Linked DNA regions of Homo sapiens: regions 1, 2, 3, 4, 5 and 6 are each linked to region 7. Evidence: chromatin contacts called from ENCODE Hi-C or POLR2A ChIA-PET data. All regions are on one chromosome and are shown on one strand. The core of a region is the stretch at or near the end of the contact, and the rest is flanking DNA. Distances in the headings are between cores, read along the strand shown. Region 1 holds the start of RPS8 (ribosomal protein S8). Region 2 has its middle 20 kb from the start of LURAP1. Region 3 holds the start of ATPAF1 (ATP synthase mitochondrial F1 complex assembly factor 1). Region 4 holds the start of EIF2B3 (eukaryotic translation initiation factor 2B subunit gamma). Region 5 holds the start of MKNK1 (MAPK interacting serine/threonine kinase 1). Region 6 holds the start of NSUN4 (NOP2/Sun RNA methyltransferase 4). Region 7 holds the start of TMEM69 (transmembrane protein 69).

Region 1 (2,866 bases), core at 55-2,554, 910 kb before region 7:
GAGGGTAGGGGGAAGTGGGGATGGTGGGGATGGCTAATGGGTACAAAAATAAAATATCATCATAAATAAGACCTACTATTTGATAGCAAAACAGGGTGACTATAATCAATAATAACTTGTGTATTTTATTTTTTTGAGACAGAGTTTTACTCCATCACCCAGGCTGGAGTGAGTGCATTGGTGCCATCTCGGCTCACTGGAACCTCCACCTCCCGGTTCAAGTGATTCTCCTTCTTCAGCCTCCAGACGGAGTTGCTGGAATTACAGGCGCCCGCCACCACGCCCGGCTAATTTTGTTTTGTTTGTTTGTTTTGTTTTGAGACGGAGTTTCGCTCTGTCGCCAGACTGGAGTGCAGTGGTGCGATCTCGGCTCACTGCAACCTCCAGCTCCCTGGTTCAAGCGATTCTCCTGCCTCAGCCTCCCTGAGTAGCTGGGATTACAGGTGTGCGTCACCATGCTCAACTAAATTTTGTATTTTTTTAGTAGACACGCGGTTTCACCATGTTGGCCAGGCTGGTCTCGAACTCCTGACCTCGTGATCCGCCCGCCTCCGCCTCCCAAAAGTGCTGAGATTACAGGCGTGAGCCACCGCGCCAGGCCTAAAAATTTTTTTTAATTAAAAAATAGATATCCTTCTAGCTCAGAAAAGTTAGCTGATCCCTCCTTTATACTCTCTTCCTAAGTTCCGTTCATTCTGGTGGCTTTAATTACCATTTATAAGCCAACGATTCCCAAAATAACATCTTCGGTGCAGATCCCTTATAAGGATGACCAGTCATTAATATTCAGCTTCCTATCTGTTAGTCCCACTCAACATGACTTAGCAAGATCTCAAAATGAACGTGTCCAGAACAGCTCCTACCTTAGCCTACCCCATCTCAGTAAATGGCCCCAATATTTATCCGATTGATCAAGTGACAATCTTAGGAATCCTTGACACCGCCCTCTCCCTCAATCCCCATGTCCAATCTACCACCAAACCCTTCAAAACAAAACCCAAGTCCACACTCGTTTCCAATTCCATTGCCTTCCACTCTTTTTCAACGCAGCCGCACCCACATCTCATCCTAAACGACCGCAGCAGCCTCTGAAACTAGTCTAAACACGCCCAGATCTGCCGACGCCGCAGACCCCCTTCCCCCAGCCCAGGGTCGGAGGCGAGTCGCCGGGGGTCGGCAGAGGTCAGCAGCCTGCGAGACCCTCCTAGGCTCGTGGCCCTAGGCGCGGCAGCTGACACGTAAGTCTCGTCGCCCGACGTTGTTTCGGCGCTCAGAAACAACGTAAAGTAAAGGGGCGGGGCAGCGTTTTACAAACCGAACCGTGAATCTTTGCGGTTTCTCTTTCCAGCCAGCGCCGAGCGATGGGTGAGTGTCGCTCTGCATTGAGGCGGGTGAAGGGAGGTTGAGCTCAATCAGGCCCCATCCTGCTTCACAGCCTACTGAGGAGTCCAGACGCCCCGACCCCCGGCCAGGGACAGCCACGAGGAGTGGTGGCCCTCGGGTTTCGGCCGCCCAGCCCGTCTCTGGGGGCTGCGAAGGCTCTGGGCTCCGGGTTCCGGGCCGCGGGCTGCGGGCTCCGAGCGGCGCCAACATGGCTGCCGCGAGGAGGAGGCCCCGGCCTGGCCGCACGTGTATGATGACAACTCGGTAATGCTGCATACTCCCGAGTGCGCGGTGGGGAAGCCAACCTTGGAGAGCTGAGCGTGCGACCGGCCCGGCGCGGGGGTCTCCGGGAGCTGGCGAGTCGCTAGCACCGAGTCACAGTGGCTCAAGCTTCCTTCCCCGCTTCCACATGCAGGCATCTCTCGGGACAACTGGCACAAGCGCCGCAAAACCGGGGGCAAGAGAAAGCCCTACCACAAGAAGCGGAAGTATGAGTTGGGGCGCCCAGCTGCCAACACCAAGGTGGGTGCGAGCGTGGGCCTGTCCGCCTGGGAGGTCGCCTTCCCCCGCTCTCCAGCGTGCTCGGGTCTTTCCGTGTGACAGTTGTGCGTTCTTTCTTGGGCTCTGATTTCTCTGTAGTAGGGCCTGGGTGTCCTGTCCCCCTTTAGCTGTTGGATAAGTAAGTACCAAAGAGGGAATGCTCCCTCAGGCCCCCAAACCTGGAGCTTAGGATTTCAGAGAGAAGGATACTGTGTGGGGACTTGAGCTTCTGGAGAGGGTGGCGCCTCGCGTCATAGTCAGAAGCCTAGTCTTGTTTTTTTTACAGAGGCTTAATTTTCAGCATTTGGGGTCAGGCTTTCCTCTTGGAGGCAAGTAGGGTGATGAAAAAGAATCCTTAGGCGTGGTTGTGGCCGTCTTGGTCACCTGTGTGCCACTTGCCAATGCAAGGACTTGTCATAGTTACACTGACTGTTGCCTCCTCCCGGCCCAGGTTCCTCTCCCTCACTTGCCTTGCTCTCCTTGGTAACCTAGTTCCTGTAACCTTGTGTTTTCCAGATTGGCCCCCGCCGCATCCACACAGTCCGTGTGCGGGGAGGTAACAAGAAATACCGTGCCCTGAGGTTGGACGTGGGGAATTTCTCCTGGGGCTCAGAGTGTGAGTGAGGCCCTTTGGGAGTGGGTGGGAAAACGCACCTAAACGGTCTTAAGATTCACCAAGTGGGCCTGGCGCGGTGGCTCACGCCTATAAGCCCAGCACGTTGGGAGGCCGAGGCGGGCGGATCACCTGAGGTCAGGAGTTCGAGTCCAGCCTGGGCAACAGAGCGAGACTCTCAGTAAAAAAAAAGATTCAAGTGCTTTTAGCAAGTAGTCTGTGGCTTAGACCAAGGCATTTGAAGTTTCTCCTTGCTGAAAGATCTTAAGGTAGCTGGGGAGTTCTCTCCACCCAGGCTGTCCTGCTCCAATCTCTTTTTTTGAGATTGGG
Region 2 (2,868 bases), core at 73-2,572, 540 kb after region 7:
TGTGGCTGGTGTCAGAGAATGAATTCTTAGAGATTAACCCTTTGAACTCTGGGGTAACTGCTCCATATGTTAGTCCCTGCCTTTCCTGGGCCTTGAAACTGGGATACTAGAAGGAAAAAGATGGAAAAGGATGTCAGATGACTTTGGCTGTTCACTGCATCCTCCTGCAAAAGAGGCGTCCTCCTCAAATCCTGGAATAACTCGTGCCATTTCTCTATTTTGTATTCTGTGTTGGGGAAGGGAAGGAAGCCAAATTGATCATCTCTGCTTCCCTAAATTCCTCAAGTCTCATTTTGAAACTCCCACCCCGGTCCTTCTGGAGCAATATTCAGTCCATGGCTTGTCCCTAAACACCCTCTCTTCCCCTCCCACCCCCTCAAATGATTGAAATGTCCAAAGTATATTCTCAGCTTCTTCCACTGCTCACAAGACCTCTCCATACCACTCCTATGGTCTTGGGACTCCTGACTTCCCCTCAGACTGGGAATTTGAATCTCCTATTCCAGTCCCTACTCTGTAGTCATTTTGTAGTGTGCCCTCGGTTAATTACCCTTCCTGTTTTTTTTTGTTTGTTTGTTTTGTTTTGTGTTTTGTTTTGTTTTTGAGATGGAGTCTCGCTCTGTCATCCACGCTGGAGTGCAGTGACGCGATCTCGGCTCACTGCAACCTCTGCCTTCCGGGTTCAAGCGATTCTCCTGTCTCAGCCTCCTAAATGGCTGGTATTACAGACGTGCACCACCATGCCTGGCTAATTTTTGTATTTTTAGTAGAGACGAGGTTTTGCCATGTTGACCAGGTTGGTCTTGAACTCCTGACCTCAAGTGATCCGCCCATCTCAGCCTTCCAAAGTGCTGGGATTACAGGTGTGAGCCACCTGCCTGGCCTGTTGTTTTATTTTTAAGACAGGGTCTCACTCTGTCGCCCAGGCGGGAGCGCAGTGGTGCGATCTCGGGTCACTGCAGCCTCTGCCTACTGGGCTGAAGTGATCCTCCTCAGCCTCCTAAGTAGCTGCGACTACAGGCACGCATCACCATGCCCGGGTTACTTTTTGTATTTTTTCTAGAGACAGGGTTTTGTCATGTTGCCTAGGCTGGTCTCAAACTCCTGGGCTCAAACAATCCTCCCACCTCAGCGTCCCAAAGTGCTGAGATTACAGGCCTGAGCCACCATGCCCAGCCTTTATTTCTTTTTTTTTTCTCTTCAGCAACATTGTTCATGGAATTATACCCTTCTTGGAAGACACTGTATAGTATTCTTATTTGAGGTTCACTTGTTCAGTCTACACACTTATGAGCTGAAGAGGTTGCCCGCCCTCTTGTGGCCATTATGCACCACTGCTGGAGTTGCTGTGTGGAACCTCCAAGCTCAAATAAAACATGGCCTTCTAAAGACCAGCCCCCGTCAGTGCGCAGAAAGGCTAGTGAGTCAGACCTAAAGAGGGCATAGACTTGCCCAGCATCACCCATTGTAAAGTTGTGGCGACGTCCAGGTCAGAAAACCCAGATCACAAGCCCACATGCCCACAGCTCCATCACCTGGCCAGTCAACACCACTGAAGCCCAAAGGGACTGAAAGCAATTTTGCCCCTGTTACAATGTTTGCGTTCTCACCTCTTCCTAAAGAGGCAGCTTAGTCTTTAGAGGAAGAGCTGCAGGAAAGAAAACCCTGGGCCTGGACTGGATGAAGGGGTGAAGGATGCACTAGTCTGGATCACAGATAGGAGGAAAAATCAATCCTGGACCCACCATTTTTCTGGGAAGGAGGGCTAGTAGCTCCAGACATCATAGGAACAGAGCTCAGCATTTCAGACCTGGAGGTTAGAAGCAGAGGTGGGGGTGGGGAGCTGTGAAATTAGGAAACTTAGATGGGTCTTGCAGAAGTAGGTGTGGCTCCACAGGTCAGGGAATTACGGGTCAATTGGATAGCACCTGAGAGTGTTGTGGGGCTGGAAAGCTGGGGTGAGTGAGGCTGCCTGGGTATTCCGCTTAGGTCTAGGCATCCTGGCTGAATACCTTAGATTTCAGTTCACCACCAGAGAAGCCCGGAAACTCCAGTAAACACATATCTTTGGTCCCTTCTACCTGCCTCTAACTTGGCTGGTTGAGGCTCAGCTTCTCTCTAACTAGACTTTTCTGGCTTATAGGGTACAGCTGTTTGGGAGCTCAAAGAAGGAGAAGGTAAGAAAAAGGGCAGAAATGCAGAGAGAGGAGAGGATGGGATGAAAACGGGGTGTGGAAAATATCAGAGGGCGCATACTGCCCTCAAGTGCACTGGGGGCTTTTGTCCGGGGTCAGAGTAAAGACAAAGAAGAGGCTGCTCATGAAAGCTGCAGAAACAGTGCCTGGGGGGATAAGCGGGGGCGGTGCTGGCTGAGACAAGAGACCATGGGAGTGGGCATTGTAAAGACCTGCATTTATTTATTTTATTTATTTATTTATTTATTTTGAGACAGGGTCTCACTCTGTCGCCCAGACTGGAGCGCAGTGGCATGATCTCGGCTCACCGCAACCTCCGCCTACCAGGCTCGAGCGATTCTCCTGCCTCAGCCTCCTGAGTGGCTGGGACTACAGGCACACGCCACTACCACCCAGCTAATTTCTGTATTTCTAGTAGAGATGGGGTTTCACCATGTTGGCCAGGCTGGTCTCAAACTCCTAACCTCAAGTGATTCACTCGCCTCGGTCTCTCAAAGTGCTAGGATTACAGGCTTGAGCCACCATGCCCGGCTGAGGCCTGCATTTAGGATGGAGGCATTGAGGTTGAGCACTGAGCTAACTGGAAGCTCAGTGACAGCTTCAGTGAGAAATGCTTGAGAGTTGTAGCAGACACAAGCTCATTGTGTGTATGGTGCCAGGCACACACTGGGTG
Region 3 (2,949 bases), core at 85-2,584, 980 kb after region 7:
ACTTGAGACTATCTCAATGCTGCTGGAAGGAGAGCAAAAATACTCATTCATTTACTGCATAACTGTTTCAAATGGCAAGAAAGATCACTACAGTAGCAGTGAGAGGAACTGGGGTAAAGTAGTCCAGGAATGGAAGTAGGGAACTCTAGTTAGAGGATAATGGCAACAGCCCAGGTGACGATGATGGAGTAGATTAAGGCAGTGGAAGTAGAGATGAGACAGAACTCAAATTTACAGTACTAAGTCTTTGGTTTCCTTTCATAAGACAACTACCTTCTTACCCTGCTAAATTCTCTCCCAAGCCCCTTTAATTTTCACCTCTGATCTCCTTTAGCTCTTCCCACTTGAACTCTTCAGATGCTCCTATAGCCCCTCATATGCACCTTAAGCCCCTCTAAGCTCCAGATCCTTCCCTCTGGAAGCTAAGAGGTGGTGTTAGGGACCCTGGACTCAGAGTCAGACAAATCCCAAACAGCTGTGTGACCTTTGGCAAGTCTCTTACTCTCGCTGATCCTCAGTCTCCTTAAGAGGGTTCAATGGGTGATCCGACTGTGACACTATTAGTCTTTGATGCCCTCCTCCCATCCCCAGTCGCCTTTCCTTGCAGTCAAGGCCCTAAGCTACCACCAGCCTGGGAACTCCAGCTCTGAGCCAGGCCTCAGCTATCTTAATATGTGACCTTGAGCAAGTCAAGTCCCTTCTCTAGAAGGCGTTTTCCCATTTCTATAATGAGGACAGGTGTCTCTGAGCTGCCTGCCTCAGGGCTGTCATAAGAGTCCACCTTAGCGTTTGGAGAACCAAAGCAGACAAACGTGGAACGAGCCAGGGCTTTGCAGAGACTCCCAGCTCTGACACCAATTAGCTGTGTGATCTTGGGCAAGTGACCTAGCCTCGCGGAGCCTGGCTACATCATCTGAAGAGCTGGGACAGTACTAGTGCCCACCTCACAGGGCTGTCCTAAGGCCCAGCAGCCCGGGCCGCCCCTCCTCCCGCCTCCTGCCCGCCTCCAGCCAACCCAGGCCCGCACCTGCGCAGCAGCTGGATCTTGTCGCGGTAGCGGTCGTAGAAAGGGTTGGCCTGGAGCTCGGCCTCGGCCCCGACCCCGCTGCTGTCGGCGCCCCCCTCGGGCCGGCCCGAGCCGGGGCGCACTGGGAAGACGCGCAGCTGCGCGGGTGACACGAGCCCCAGGCCCAGGGCGCGGCTGCGCACCGCGCACAGGCCCCGGTAGAGACCGGCCACCTGCAGGACCGCCGGTCCCGCGCCACCCGCAGCCGCCACCACCACAGCAGCCATGGCCGCCCCCGCCTCCTCCTCCTCCTCAGGCGCGTCGGCCTCGGCCCGCGGCCCGCGCGCCCGCTCCATCCCGCTCCGAGTGCGCCGCGCCCGCGCTCCGGCACCGAGGTTCCGCGCGCCCAAGGTTCCGGGCGCGGGATAGCGGCGAGGCGGGGCGGGGAGGAGGGGGCGCGCCGCTCTGGCCCCGGCACTGCGCGCTCTCGCCGCCCTGTGTATGCCACGGCCCGCCTCCTCCAGGGAGGCTGCCCAAATTCAACGCCCTTCCTCCCTCTGGGACCAGCAGCCTCTGCGCGCCAAGTCCGTTCTCTAAAGCCAGCGGATCTCCATGTCCTCGCGGTGCTTGCCCCTGGCACTCGCTGTAGTGCCAGGCACTCGATGTAGTAGTCCGTCCTTCAGCATCGAAGGTCTTTTCATCAACTATAATCACAGCAGCAAGCTTCTCTTTACTGAGGTTGCTATGTGCAGGACACTGAGCGGCTTCATACTCTGTGTGGCAGTATTATCCTCATCTAACAAATAAGGAAACTGAGGCCGAGAGTAATTATGTGACTTGTTCAAGTTCTACCCGACAGCTGAGCTCTTTTCAAGATGGCAGCTGCCTCCCAAGCCTCCTTTTCCTCTGCTTCCTGACATCCTCCTTGAACTCCAGCCACAGTGACCTATTCTCTCCCAAAGAAACACCAGGATTACTCCTTGAAGAGTCCTTATTCAGGCCCTTTTTGACCCCTGGAATCCTCTCTCCTTCCATTCTCTCAACCCAAATGCCACAATCTTCCTTACCGTCTGAACCAGGTGTGAGCTCCTAGGGTCAGGGACAGTGACATTAACATCTCTGTGTCCCACCTGCTCACAGAACAGGGCCAGTCCTGGAGTGGGCTCTCTGGGACAGTACTCATCATCAGGTCCTTCTTGTCTGGGTTTTGTCTGATTGAAGCCCCTCCTGGGACAGGGGCAGAGCCTTCAACTCTGCTCAATCCAACCTATGCTCATGGAGATCAGCCCTGAGCCCTGCCCTGTGCGAGGAACAGTGTAATGGAAGATGAATAAGTCCTTCAAGTATGCCAGCCCATACCTGGCTCACACTCCTAACACTTGCTGTTTTCTCTGTGGATCTGCATGTGGCTGCCTCCTCATCATCTAAGGGCTCAGTTCACATGTAAGCACCTCCAAGGGACCTAAATGACAACCCCTCCATCTCTTTATAGTCTTTATCCCATCACTCTATTGCATTCTCTTTATAGCAGTTATCATTATCTGAAGTTCTTAGATCCTTGTTTATATTAATTCATTGAGCTTACATTCTAGTGGAGTGAAACAGACAGTAAATATATAATGTTAGGTGATGCTACATGGTATGCAGAAAAACAGCAGGCCAAGAGAGATAGAGATAAGGGGACACTTGAGCAGAGACCTGAAGGTAATGTGGGAATGCTGGGGGAAGAGCCTTCCAGGTAGGGGAAACAGCAAGTGCAAAGGCCCTGATGAGGAGGTTATTGAGTCTGAATGAGTGAGGGCACAGCAGCAGAAATGAGACCAAGAAGGTATAGGGAGGGCTAGTTAGATTGCTTAGGCCTTGGTTAAGGACTTTGATTTTAAATCGAATGAGATCGGAAGTTACTATATGTTTTAAGCAGTGGAGTAACATGATCTACTTTT
Region 4 (3,095 bases), core at 432-2,931, 700 kb before region 7:
CTCCTGCCTCAGCCTCCCGAGTAGCTGGGACTACAGGCACCCGCCACCGCGCCCGGCTAATTTTTTGTATTTTTAGTAGAGACGGGGTTTCACCTTGTTAGCCAGGATGGTCTCGATCTCCTGACCTCATGATCCACCCGCCTCGGCCTCCCAAAGTGCTGGGATTACAGGCGTGAGCCACCGCGCCCGGCCAATAATGTCCATCTTATGAGAAGCACTATATTTGTATTTGCTTTACTAGACAGAGACTAGATTATGGAAAACCTTCGTACTAATTGAGCCATGCTGCTTCATAATTCTGGTCTCTGCACTGCTACTGTTGCTTCCTAGTCTGCCTTTCTCTTGTGTCTAGTAATCACCTATTAAACTTTGAAGACAGCTCAAGAATCCTCTTGCCTACAAAGCCATTCCTAACCGTTCCCACCCCTCCAGAAGTGACTCCTTTTCCCGAAGTGCTTCCATTCTGCCATGTGCAGATTCTCTTAGCCTTTACGGGTTTCATTGCACGTATGTGTTTAAATGTCTACTTAAGTGTAACATTAATGTCTCTTAAATGTCTACATAAGAGTGTAAGAGTGACTTTCTTGGACTGTGTGTGCATCATCACTGTATTCCCAGTCAGATGCCAGAAATCAAAGTGGAATGAGGACCTGTGAACTTCACAACTGTATAAGAGTCAAACTCAAACATGTGCATAAGGGCATTAGAACCCAGGTCACTAGGAACTGAGGTTCCAGCTCTCAAGGAGGCCCTGGGTGAAGAAAGGCAACCTAGGAAGCATGAATAGTAATCATGAACATAACTAATCATGCTACCAGGCAGACTGTCAAATGCTCATGTCACTGCCACGACTATGGCTGACGGGAATCATGGCAACGAGTCTCGCTGCCTCCCAAGCTTTGGAGAGGGTGTTCACCGCATCTCAGACTTGCCTGCATCATAGCACTCATGCCTTTTCCAGTTGTAAATAGATAAGAAAACTGTATCAGAATTGGTCTGTCATTCCACGTGTGCTGCCTGAAGGCAGAGACCTCACTGCTCCTCCCTATATTTCACTGCCCTGCATCCAAACAACTAAAGGCAGGCTGAACAAATGAATGAAGGGCTGAGGCTGAAAGAGTGCAGGCACAGTGCTAAAGGCGTCTGGTACCGGTCTGGTGCTCGCTCACTCGCTGTGACTTTAAGCAGAACCCTCCCCGAAACTTCGTTTCTTTCTTTTCTTTTCTTTTTTTTTTTTTTTTTGAAACGGAGAGTCTCACTATGTTGCCCAGGCTGGAGTGCAGTGGCGCGAATTAGGCTCACTGCAACCTCCACCTCCTGGGTTCAAACGATTCTCCTGCCTCAGACTCTCGAGTAGCTGAGATTAGAAACTTAGTTCCTCCATCTGTTGCATAAGGTGGTTGGCTCGGATTCTCATCCCCAACCTCCCTTCTACTTCGGACACAGCTACACCGGGTCGAGCAGGGAGTCGAGCTGACAACTTCGGGGCTCAGCACCCTCTCCTACCCCTTCGGGTCCACCTCGGCCCAGTTCGACATGCCCGCCTCCCTCAGATGAGTGGCCCCACCGCACTGCTCACCCGGGTCAGCCAGCTTGTGTGCGGCCTGGCAGGGCAGAAGTCACAGCTATAACTCAGCTCCCGGCACGCCGCAACCGCTCCCAGCGATCTCCACGCCGCCTCTGACTGACAGCCCAATGGCGCAGGCGCGCGATGGCCGAGAAACTCGATGGAACGCGCAGAGCAGACCCATGGAGAAGAGAAGACCGCCGAGCGATGGATGACGGAGGGGAAGCACACTCAGCGGAGAGGAGGGAAGGCGGGCCGGAGGGGGCGGGGCCACCGAGGAGCATTCGACACGTGTGTCCCTCTGTCCATTAACACATTACCAACGCCTTTTGAGTATTCCTCCCAGTGCAGGGTGCCGGGAACCCAGACGGAACAACTCAGCCTCTTTCCTCAGGGAGTAAGTCTAAGACCTGGCTTCGAGTACATTCGGTGAAAGAAAGCTCATTGGGAGCCGCAATTTTGGCTAGCTAGTGAAAAAAATCACCGAATGCCCCTGCAGGGGTTGCCAGGACTTCCTATTTGTTTTTGTTGTTGTTGTTGTTGTTGTTTGTTTTTTGTTTTTTTTGAGACGGAGTCTCGCTCTGCGTCGCCCAGGCTGGAGTGCAGTGGCGCGATCTCGGCTCACTGCAAGCTCGGCCTCCCGGGTTCACGCCATTTTCCTCCCTCAGCCTCCCGAGGAGCTGGGACTACAGGCGCCTGCCACCATGCCCGGCTAATTTTTTTGTATTTTTAGTAGAGACGGGGGTTTCACTGTGTTAGCCAGGATGGTCTCGATCTCCTGACCTCGTGATCCGCCCGCCTCGGCCTCCCAAAGTGCTGGGATTACAGGCGTGAGCCACCGCGCCCGGCCCGGGACTTCCTATTTGTAACAGGGCCACTCACGTTAACTTTAGCCATCAAAACTGGGGGCGGCTGGGCATGGTGGCTCATGCCTGTAATCTCCGCAATTTGGGAAGCCGAGGTGGGAGGATTGCTTGAAACCGGGCGTTCAAGACCAGCCTGTGCGAGAGAGCCTCCAGTCTCTACAAAAGTAAAAATTAGCTGGGCATGGTAGTGTGTGCCTGTAGTCCCAGCTGCTCAGGAGGCTGAAACGGGAGGATCGCTTGAGCCCAGGAGTTCGAGGCTGCAGTGAGCTATGATCGGGCCACTGCACTCCTCCTGCCTAGACGACAGAGTGAGACCCTGTTTTTTTTTTTTAATTTAGTTTTTATTTCATAATCATAAACTTAACTCAGCAATCCAGTTAGGCATGGAAAGGAACAAGGAAAACATGGAACCCAAAGGGAACTGCAGCAAGAGCACAAAGATAAGATACTGCGAGCAGGCCGGGCGTGGTGGCTCACGTCTGTAATCCTAGCACTTTGGGAGGCCGAGGCAGGCAGATTGCCTGAGCTCAGGAGTTCAAGATCAGCCTGGGCAACATGGTGAAACCCCGTCTCTACTAAAATACAAAAAAAAAAAAAAAAAGAAAGAAAGAAAGAAAGAAAAAATTAGCCAGGCATGGCGGCGTGCGCCTGTAGTCCCAGCT
Region 5 (3,024 bases), core at 405-2,904, 920 kb after region 7:
CATAAACGTTCTTAAAACACTGAGATTTTTTTGCAATTTTTTTAAAGCTCATCAGCTATTGTTAATGTTAGTGTATTTTATGTGTGGCCCAAGATGGTTCTTCTTCTTCCAATGTGGCCCAGGGAAGCCAAAAGATTGGACACCACTGCTCTATATAGTAGGCAATGATGCCCACCAAGGTTTCCGAGTAGTGTCTCAGGAAGAGCACAAGGGCACCCATGAAGAGGATGCAAAAGGAACTAAGTAATTCAATTACTCTGGGACCACATTACAGGAGACCACATGCACTTTCTAAGCACGTGCTGGGCTCTGACAGCTCCTGTTCACAGAGCTTCCCTCTCCCATGGCTTCGCTTCATGCAATCTGAGTTGCCATCCCCCACAACTGTCAACATCTGCAAAATACCAGAGTAACAGGACTCCTAACCAACTCTCTGGATTACAGAGAGAGAAGTGTTGAGGTGGGAGCAGATGGGCAGAGGGGGCACCAAAGCCTCTAGCTGGCTCAGTTCCATATAAAACCCAACCCTGGATTTCCTCTTCACATCACTTCCAGCCCAGCCCTCTAATGAAGGGCTGAAGCTAAGGAGAGTGGGCTGAAAGCACCTGGCTGATGGGTGGTGATCCAGTGAGACATTACACCTACTGTCCAGCATGTGCCTGGCGCATGGGCAGTGGTGCCCTTCCCATTCTGCAGGGTCAGTTCCATCTGTAAATCCCACTGAGGCTTCAAGGCCCAGGTCACAACAACTCTTCTCTCAGAGCCTTTCTAAAGTACCCCAATCCAAAATGACCAAGCTCCTAGAAATCACAGCTACCATGTATTCAGCACCCATTACATGACAGGCGCCATACTAGGTGACTTCCATATAATCCTATTCACCCTTCACAATGACCCTATTATGGCCATTTCCTAGGGAAGAAAGTGAAGCTCTGGGAGGGGAAGCAGACTTGCCCCAGGACACACAGCTAAGAGGTGGAAGAGATGAGATCTAAACCCAGGACTCCCTGACCCTGAAGTTGAGCACTTCTAACAACACTTCATTCCTGTGAGCCTGCCTGCCTCTGATCTGCCACTGTCAGGGAGCTTGGAGCTCTCTAGAAGACAGGGTGCACCTGACACTCTTATTACCTTTCCCTGTGGACAGCCATCCACACAGGCAGGAGCCTTTAAATACTGAAAATAAATGAAAACAATTAACTTAAAAATAACGCAGTACACAGATTTCACAAATTCCTCACGTGAAAAACTATTCATGATACTGGACTGCCTGAGCCCTGCGCCCAGCCATAGCCTCGGTCCTGATCCCTGGGAGAGACTGAGTCTCAAACGGGCCACAGAGTAAGCGCCATCTCGGACACCGGCCACGCCCCGACCCCAGGCACAGAGGTCGCAGACAGCTCGGGACAGTCCTGAAAAGCGTCCCCTTAGGCTGTCCCTCCGCAGCTGAATCGCGTCGTGACCTCGGGCAGCCGTGAAGGCCCTGACTGCCCCCTTCCGGGCACACGAGCTCACTCACAGACCCCGGCCCCATTTAGCTCGGAGGAATACCTCGCAGGTCTCGCTTTTACCTTCGCTGGCTCCCGCCGGGGAGCGGTCGCGCGCACCCCTACCTGCAGATCGCTCCTCCGAGAACGCGGAAGAGGCGGTGCTAGATCCAGGGGGTGGGCCCGATCAGAGAGGAGGGTGAGGGGGCGGAGCTGCGCCTGCGCCCTGATGGCTACCCAGGGCCGCCTGAGGGCAGGGGGCTCGAGCTGAGCGAACTGCGCAGGCGTGACAGGGAAGAGGCGGGGAGAGGGGAGATTGCTGGCAAGCGGGTGGGGCTTAGCTCCTCCGGCGCTTTCTTTTCCGAATGGAGGGTGGAGAAGCCCGGGAAGGTAGGAGGCCGGGCGCGACAGGTGTAATTAACATGTACTGAGAGCTTCTGCAGGCCAGGAAGGAATTTTAAAATGCCTTTTATATGTGGGGAAATGCTGCTAGTCTTTTCTAAAACGGGGGCCAATTCTGTACAATTTCTTTAAAAGTCTGAGTGCCTAGAATTTCACCATAAGAGTTTCTCCTTGAGTACAACATTATCCCCAGTATTTCAAAATTTTTAAAACTTTTAAAAGTTCATTTCTTGGGGAAAAACAACTGTAAATAGGTTAATGCCTCAACCAGTCTCCCCACATCCCCTTCCCAAGTCTGCAGCTGCGATGAGAAAGGATGAGAGTGTGGACTGGGATTTAATTCAGGCGCTGACTCCGAGTGATGGAGGTGAACATCCCTTCCCTGCCTGTCTCAGGATTATCGTGAGGATTTGGTAAGCCAAGCTAGTTAAAGAGCCCCAGGGACTTGCTTCCCATCATCCACCTGACAAACATTTGTTCCCTGTCTTGTCGGGGCTGTCTTTTCATCTGTATGATGGAAGGAGATTGGGAATATTAGTGAACATTCAGGACTTTGCTAGATTTCCCAATCTGGGTGAAGGCCGGAGAGGCGGAAGATCAAGCTTCTGTGTTCATTCCCTTCTGGAATCCTGCGGTCCAACCTGAGGGCCCCGATGTATCCTGACTTCTCCCACTCATTACCTTCCGTGGAGGCCGATCCAAGCTTCAAGTCTTCAGAGGCCCTGCTGGCCTGTTCCCTTCCCTGTTGCCTGTGGCAATAGCCCAAGAGATTCAGGACCTATGTTCCAGGTTCTCAAAGTTGCTATGTCCCTCACATGGCAATCAAATTCAGTTAACATCTTTGAGGGCTCTGGGGGTGCTCAGAGGAAGGAGGGCTCCCCCAAAGCAGGTGGAGCTCTAGTCATGACTGTGGCTTATTTCACCACATATTCCACAGCTTGCTGTGGGGTAGGGAGGAGAGGCAACAGGAAACCTCAGAGGCTGCAGTGTTTATGGGAGCCGAGGGTGATGCGGCATCCTTTACTCAATAGGTGGATGCTCTGCCCCAGGCTGGAGAGGATGGCTTACTACCTAGGTCCCTGCTCCAAATATTGTTTTGGAATTTTTTTTCTTTTTTTTTTTCTGAGACAAGGTC
Region 6 (3,070 bases), core at 444-2,943, 650 kb after region 7:
AGGAAGGTCTCAGGATACAAGGTCAACAGAAAAAATCAATTATATTTTAATATACTAGAATTTTTCTTTTGAGACAGAGTCTCACTCTGTTGCCCAGCCTGGAGTGCAGTGGCATGATCTCAGCTCACTGCAACCTCTGCCTCCTGGTTTCAAGTTATTCTCCTGCCTCGGCCTCCCAAGTAGCTGGGATTACAGGCATGAGCCACCATGCCCAACTAATTTTTGTATTTTTAGTAGAGACTGGGTTTCACCACGTTGGCCTGGCTGGTCTCCAACTCCTGACCTCAGGTGATCCACCCACCTCGGCCTCCCAAGTGCTAGGATTACAGGAATGAGCCACAGTGCCGGCCAGCCTTTTTCTTGAAAAATGAACAAAGTGAGCCTGTCACTTCAAGGAAAATAACTGACAGTATTTGTTGCCAATAAGAAAATTCCAAAATTCCACATTCAAATGCCAAATAAGAAAAAGCTTTCGGCTGGGGGCAGCGTGAGCCACCGCGCCCGGCCAAGTTTTGTATTATTTTTCTTAACTATGTCTTCTCAAATTGCGGAAGCGTTAGGCCCCACAACATTTGACATCACCAGTAGGGATCCAGTGGAGAGGAGGGACATGATCAGAAACTGTGTTTTTAAATGATCATTCAACAGCCAATTATCAGGGTGGGTAGGAGTGAGGCAGGGAGATCAAAAGGCAGGGAGATTGGCTGGGATTACAGGCATTGTTACCAGAAAGGGGTCCCGATCCGGACCCCAAGAGAGGTTCATGGATCTCGCACAAGAAAGAATTCAGGGCGAGTCCGCAATGCAAAGTGAGAGCAAGTTTATTAAAGTACAAGAATAAAAGAATGGATAGTCCATAGATAGAGCAGCTCCAAGGGCTGCTTGCCCATTTTTATGGTTATTTCTTGATGGTACGCTAAACAAGGGGTGGGTTATTCACGCCTCCACTTTTTTTTTTTTTTTTTTTTTTTTTGAGACGGAGTCTCGCTTTGTCGCCCAGGCTGGAGTGCAGTGGCGCGATCTGGGCTCACTGCAAGCTCCGCCTCCCGGGTTCACGCCATCCCTCAGCTTCCCGAGTAGCTGGGACTGCAGGCGCCAGCAACCTCGCCCGGCTAATTTTTTGTATTTTTGGTAGAGACGGGGTTTCACCGTGTTAGCCAGGAGGGTCTCGATCTCCTGACCTCGTGATCTGCTCGCCTCGGCCTCCCAAAGTGCTGGGATTACAGGCGTGAGCCACCACGCCCGGCCAGGTCCCGAAACTTAAGCTTCATTTGTTTCACTGCAAATCTGCTTCTGCCTACAAGCCTGGTCTCATTTTCCTCTACCTAAGGATCTTCCTCCATGCAATTTCGGCCTAGGAGGCCCTTCCCGCCCCTTTTCGCCTAGCTAACTCTTTCGGTACTCAACCACCAACTCCTAATCCTCCCTGGTCCCCCAAGTGGGCTAGGGGCTTCTTGGGAGTCCCTCGCACTGCTCTAAGCATCCAGGCAGAGTCATTATTCCGGGTGCCAGGTTGCTCTTTTTCCAGCAGCCTTCAGGGGACTCCTGGCTGGGCGGAGTCTGTAGAGGCGCGCGGAGTCCTGGGAGAGCGTCAGATGTATTTCCTTTCCCTTTTTTCGCTCGTGTCCCGCCGGGTGGCGCTCACCACCTCCCCGGAACACGCGAGTCTCCTGTCGCGGTTCCGGTCGGAATTACCCCGTGGAGCACGCCGATATGGCTGCGCTGACACTGAGGGGTGTCCGGGAGCTGCTGAAGCGTGTGGACCTCGCGACGGTCCCGCGGAGACATCGATATAAGAAGAAATGGGTAAGGTCCGGCTGGGGGCGCAGGAGGGAAAAGTGAGGGTGGAAACTTCTCCAGTCTTTCCGTTTCCCGGCCCTCTAGAACGCCTAGCGTCTTTCCCAAGCACTCCACGGAACGTCCTTAGGCACCTCCCTCTCTCGTCTTTTCCGTCACCGCCTCTGTCCGCACTCTATGTCCCGAGCGTTAGTGTCTTCCACTTGTTACGTCTGCAGTCTCCTGACTCCGCCCAAGTTGCGTCATCACCTTCGCCTTCATTCTTTTAGTGATGTCACTGTCTCTTGTTCCCCAGCTGTGTCCACCTACCTTTCTGTCCCCCACTCCCCCTTTTACTTCCCTCCCTCCCCTCCCCCTTTCCCTTGCCCATTCTTCCCCCACATGACTTCTCCTTTCCTCATTGATTTTCCAGCCCGGTCGCCCTCACCCCTCGGAAAATACCATAGCGACCTTGCCTGCACTCCTGGGTCTCCGCCGCCTTGCAGGAAAGGATTCAGCCCCTTCCTCAACCTCGAGCTGCCTCTGGCGACCGGGCAAGGTTACAGCGACCACCCTGTCCATACTGCCGGCCCAAACCCTGGCAAAAGGTGCAACGAATCCTCTCATCCTCTGGACTCTCCTTGCTTCTCCAGAGACCCTTTTTCTTGCCTCACTGGAAGCCCTGGAATTTCTTCTATGACCGGCACGCCCCCCTGCCCACCCCAGCCGATTCCCTCGCCACCTCCACCATCTCTTCCACCCCCACAACCTTCCTCGCACTCAGGGAGATGGTCTTTTGAGTCCTCTTCCCCACTCCTGGAAAGGACCTACTGCCGCTAGCCCTGCCACTCGGGTTCCCCACTCTCCAGCCCTTATTTTGAGCAGTTCAGCATTCCGGGGTCACCCCCTCTCTGTCAGCGGACACCTTATTGCAGCTGGATGAGTCCCTCCAGAATGCGGCGTCCCTGTCTTCAAGGCACGTACTGTGACCAGCACACTAATCTCTGTTACTCTAGCGGATGGCCTTCAGCTTTTGGAACCAGCCCGGCAACCTCCTTTCCCCTTGCTCATCAGTCCCCGGGAACGAGCCCAGTGACCTCCCCTCAGCTCACTCATGTACCCTTGGAAACTGGACCCATGATTTCGCCTCCTCCTACACATAGGACCCCGGGAACTTGCCTCACGATTTCACCTCCTCTTGCTCGCCGGCCGGTGGAAACTAGTCCTATGGCCTCCCCAACCCTTTCTCACAGAGTTTTGGAAACTGGGCTGATGATCTCTCTGCCCTCTCACT
Region 7 (2,876 bases), core at 265-2,764:
CGGCGACCCTCCCGGACGCCAGTTCCCTACGCTGCCAACGTTCGGCCTCCAGAACGGCGGTTATGCCCTGCCCCGCCCCCGGCTCCCTTCTTCGCCGCTTGAGGCGGCGCATGGTCACCTCTGCCCCCTACAGAATTGAATCCTCTGCCTTTCCTCGTGCCGCCTGAGGCACGGACAAGCCTAGTTTAGTACGCCCCTTCTAACCCCCTTGCCCACTTCCAGGGCCTGGGCGCGTATGAATGAGTGGGTGGGTATGCATGTGTGTATCCCTTTTTTCTTCACCCTCCCACAGCCCGCCCCTTGGCCAGTGCGCGTCCCGAAACTACCTCTACAAGGACTTGCAAACCGGTTTCGGAGGAACGTGTGTTTTCCGGCCCTTTCCCACCTTCCGCTCCTTACTTCTCGTGTGCGCGTCGTTGAGACTCCAGTCCCCAGCGGGCCACACGGCCTGGCCCCGGAGGCTGCGCGGCTGCGTCGGCCGCGCTACCCGCTGGGAGTAGTAGTTCCCCTGGAGCGCAGGCGTCACTCCCCCGCCCAAGCGAAGGGCGGGATTCCGGCGAGAGCCTGCGCTTGCGACAGTGCCGTTTCTCCTACCTGAAGTCTCATTGGGTATCGCACTACTGGAAGGGGCGGCGCTGCCATGACAGAGAAGGCAATAAAACTGAAGGCCTAGCTCGACTAAAAGCGCTTACTATTAAGGAAGACTTCGCTGTGGCTCCATCCGGCACGGAAAGCTAAACCGTGTAATGGCTGGCAACCAGGAAGCTAGACTACCTAGAATCCGGAGGATTGGAGGGACTGGCCGGCGTGGGCCCCTGAGATCTCCTACTACATGTCTTCAGTTTTATCCATAGACACGGAAGGGCACTAAAATTGCCTGGTGCCATTTCCTGTGAAACAAGTCTAGATAAGAGAAGGGACTTGCCCAAGGTCACATAGCCGAGAAATAAAGCCGAGGGCAGTAGGAGAAATGATCTGACTTTCCGAACCACCCCCAAGCCTAGGGCCCTTATCACCACACCTTTCATGGAAGTGAAAATCCTGCTCTTGTGCTCTTTAACCCTTAATGAAGTTTATAGGTCCCAGCAAAGAAAATGGATGTAAGAACTGGGCTTTTTTCCCCCTCTAAATGATAGTAAAGGGCCCTAATGCAGTGAGATGTGTCCCCATAGGCCTTATAAACCCTGTTTTGCAAAGTAAAACATAAGTCCCACAGATGGCAAGCAATTCAGGTCACACTGGGCCTAAAATCCCGTCTCTTACCTTCCTTCACCACCATCATTCTGAGATTGTTTCAGTACTTGCACTCTACTTACCCGAACTCTGTGGGCAGATTCTGCTGCCTGGGAGCCCTGGAATAGAACTTCAAGGACCGTTCAACATCTGGATTCAACTAGAAATTAAGAATGGCCCCCAAACAGAAAGCCGGGCCTAGGAACCAATTAGCGCAGGTCAAGTCCCTACCCGGACTCATTTTTTTTCAGCCCTCAGGAAGTAGGGGCCTCTCTGAATCCACTTGCCGGAAGTGCCTTTCCAGTGGACCTGGGCTGTTGTTGCGGTTGTTTTCCTTCTCTCCGTGCAACGCTGGCAAGTCTCAAAGTCGCCACAGGTGCAGGTTGGGATGGGAGGCACCAAGGGTTGGTAGTAAATTTGCGACGTTGGGATGGGAGGGCACCAAGGGTTGGTAGTAAATTGGAGACGCGGGCACTCTCGGGCAGGGTTTCCCGAAGACACTGGCGTCTAAACCCCGCCTTCCTTTCTCAGAGGTCAGTTTGAAGCTGGCAGTTTGCAGTCTTCCCACCAGGGCAATGGGAATATTGAGCTTTTTCATTTATATTAGGAGGATTAAGCTTTGAGTCTCAGTCCTTAATCCCGCATCACCTGCCGTCCCTGGACTTTTTAGGTTATCACTTTTTAATACCCACTAGTTGGAAAGCACGTGCCACAGAGGAAAGGGAGTTTCCAAAGATGGGGGGATGGTTGAGATTTTAAATGGAGTGGTCTGGAAAGTCCTTAAGAAGAAAGTGATTTTGAACAAAAGTGATGGGTACGCTCTGCGGGCATTTTGGTCTGGGGCTCAGGTGGGTGGGTGTGGGTGTGATCTAAATTCTACTCGGAGGCCCAGGATTACTTACCTCCCTACTTGCTTCCTTAAGTATAGTATGAAGACATTAACTGGTATACAGGATTTCTTGACCCAGCCCTAAGATCTGTGATCAATAAATTAGTTCAATCGATTTTTTTTTTTTTTTTTTGAGACGGAGCTTCGCACTGTCTCGTGGGCTGGAGTGCAATGGCGCGATCTCGGCTCACTGCAACCTCCGCCTCCCAGGTTCAAGCAATTCTCCTGCCTCAGCCTCCCGAGTAGCTGGGATTACAGGCGCCTGCCACCACGCCCAGCTAATTTTTTGTATTTTTAGTAGAGACGGGGGGGAGGTTCACTACGTTGGCCAGGCTGGTCTCGAACTCCTGACCTCGTGATCCACCCACCTCGGCCTCCCAAACTGCTGGGCTTACAGGAGCGAGTCACTGCGCCCTGCCCAATCGATTTTTTAAAATTAAGCAGCAACTGTAGGTTTTTTTAGACATCCCATTCTCTTGGTTAAGAATGAAATTGTCAGATCTAGATCCATATTATCATTCACCTGTTTTTACTGGCTGCTTACATTAGAGTTTTTAATCAGTCCCTCCTGTGTAAAGTGCTTTGTGTCAGGGACGGTTCTCAGCTATTTACATGTAGTAACTTATTAAGTGTTATATCAGGCTAAGTGGCACACACCTGCAATCCCAGCACTTTGGGAGGCCGAGGCAGGTGGATTGCTTGAGCTCAGGAGTTCAAGACCAGCCTGAGCAATATGGCAAAACCCCTTCTATAC

What was found. A loop is a pair of places that touch in the nucleus more often than their neighbours do. ChIA-PET counts read pairs that join two places held with the same protein, here RNA polymerase II (POLR2A). Pooled maps may share reads with other maps.
Region 1: a loop to region 7 is called in a map of CD8-positive, alpha-beta T cell, with 7 times the contacts of the local background. The contact joins the promoter of RPS8 here to the promoter of TMEM69 in region 7. A Hi-C loop is called at or near these places in 4 of 168 maps with a recorded cell type or tissue (B cell, CD8-positive, alpha-beta T cell, naive thymus-derived CD4-positive, alpha-beta T cell and 1 more) and 11 of 50 pooled maps. POLR2A ChIA-PET finds 5 or more read pairs at or near these places in 5 of 52 experiments (CD4-positive, alpha-beta T cell, CD4-positive, alpha-beta memory T cell, OCI-LY7 and 2 more).
Region 2: a map of endothelial cell of umbilical vein shows a loop between it and region 7 (2.4-fold over the local background). The contact joins the enhancer-like site here to the promoter of TMEM69 in region 7. A Hi-C loop is called at or near these places in 1 of 168 maps with a recorded cell type or tissue (endothelial cell of umbilical vein), 3 of 37 single-sample maps with no recorded cell type and 7 of 50 pooled maps. POLR2A ChIA-PET finds 5 or more read pairs at or near these places in 3 of 52 experiments (A673, MCF 10A and T-cell).
Region 3: a pooled map shows a loop between it and region 7 (4-fold over the local background). The contact joins the promoter of ATPAF1 here to the promoter of TMEM69 in region 7. A Hi-C loop is called at or near these places in 5 of 50 pooled maps. POLR2A ChIA-PET finds 5 or more read pairs at or near these places in 2 of 52 experiments (activated CD8-positive, alpha-beta memory T cell and activated T-cell).
Region 4: a loop to region 7 is called in a map of B cell, with 16 times the contacts of the local background. The contact joins the promoter of EIF2B3 here to the promoter of TMEM69 in region 7. A Hi-C loop is called at or near these places in 5 of 168 maps with a recorded cell type or tissue (B cell, CD4-positive, alpha-beta memory T cell, gastrocnemius medialis and 1 more), 3 of 37 single-sample maps with no recorded cell type and 10 of 50 pooled maps. POLR2A ChIA-PET finds 5 or more read pairs at or near these places in 3 of 52 experiments (HEK293, T-cell and activated T-cell).
Region 5: a map of naive thymus-derived CD4-positive, alpha-beta T cell shows a loop between it and region 7 (10-fold over the local background). The contact joins the promoter of MKNK1 here to the promoter of TMEM69 in region 7. A Hi-C loop is called at or near these places in 1 of 168 maps with a recorded cell type or tissue (naive thymus-derived CD4-positive, alpha-beta T cell) and 8 of 50 pooled maps. POLR2A ChIA-PET finds 5 or more read pairs at or near these places in 1 of 52 experiments (GM12878).
Region 6: a map of B cell shows a loop between it and region 7 (21-fold over the local background). The contact joins the promoter of NSUN4 here to the promoter of TMEM69 in region 7. A Hi-C loop is called at or near these places in 2 of 168 maps with a recorded cell type or tissue (B cell and GM12878), 11 of 37 single-sample maps with no recorded cell type and 20 of 50 pooled maps. POLR2A ChIA-PET finds 5 or more read pairs at or near these places in 6 of 52 experiments (CD4-positive, alpha-beta T cell, GM12878, MCF 10A and 3 more).

What each region holds. Positions count from the first base shown.
Region 1 is chr1:44,774,236-44,777,101 of GRCh38, forward strand. It overlaps RPS8 (ribosomal protein S8), which reads left to right and starts at 1,305. Exons shown (of 6, transcript NM_001012.2): 1 at 1,305-1,365; 2 at 1,799-1,905; 3 at 2,440-2,539. The coding sequence starts at 1,362. It overlaps SNORD55 (small nucleolar RNA, C/D box 55), which reads left to right and starts at 1,630; the gene lies at 1,630-1,703. It overlaps SNORD46 (small nucleolar RNA, C/D box 46), which reads left to right and starts at 2,257; the gene lies at 2,257-2,354. RefSeq lists a silencer at 1,349-1,558 and an enhancer at 1,639-1,928.
Region 2 is chr1:46,222,334-46,225,201 of GRCh38, forward strand. No RefSeq gene overlaps it. Among named protein-coding and RNA genes, the nearest start is that of LURAP1, 20 kb to the left of the region's middle. Within about 2 kb of position 1,323, at least 2 of the 41 ENCODE cell types and tissues checked have a DNase peak (open chromatin) inside an H3K27ac peak, as active enhancers do.
Region 3 is chr1:46,667,030-46,669,978 of GRCh38, forward strand. It overlaps ATPAF1 (ATP synthase mitochondrial F1 complex assembly factor 1), which reads right to left and starts at 1,335. Exons shown (of 9, transcript NM_001394565.1): 1 at 1,028-1,335. The coding sequence starts at 1,293. It also overlaps a transcript of TEX38 not described here. RefSeq lists silencers at 905-1,524, 952-1,122 and an enhancer at 1,635-1,784.
Region 4 is chr1:44,984,914-44,988,008 of GRCh38, forward strand. EIF2B3 (eukaryotic translation initiation factor 2B subunit gamma) reads right to left here and starts at 1,682. Exons shown (of 12, transcript NM_020365.5): 1 at 1,580-1,682. RefSeq lists enhancers at 1,456-1,725, 1,684-2,265, 1,976-2,025 and a silencer at 1,816-1,905.
Region 5 is chr1:46,602,614-46,605,637 of GRCh38, forward strand. MKNK1 (MAPK interacting serine/threonine kinase 1) reads right to left here and starts at 1,655. Exons shown (of 13, transcript NM_001135553.4): 1 at 1,572-1,655. RefSeq lists enhancers at 969-1,469, 1,237-1,286 and a silencer at 1,617-1,836.
Region 6 is chr1:46,339,114-46,342,183 of GRCh38, forward strand. It overlaps NSUN4 (NOP2/Sun RNA methyltransferase 4), which reads left to right and starts at 1,694. Exons shown (of 6, transcript NM_199044.4): 1 at 1,694-1,806. The coding sequence starts at 1,714. RefSeq lists enhancers at 95-894, 1,555-1,764, 2,892-2,981.
Region 7 is chr1:45,686,667-45,689,542 of GRCh38, forward strand. It overlaps TMEM69 (transmembrane protein 69), which reads left to right and starts at 1,515. Exons shown (of 3, transcript NM_016486.4): 1 at 1,515-1,609. It also overlaps a transcript of GPBP1L1 not described here. RefSeq lists enhancers at 1-81, 38-157, 178-507, 1,457-1,526.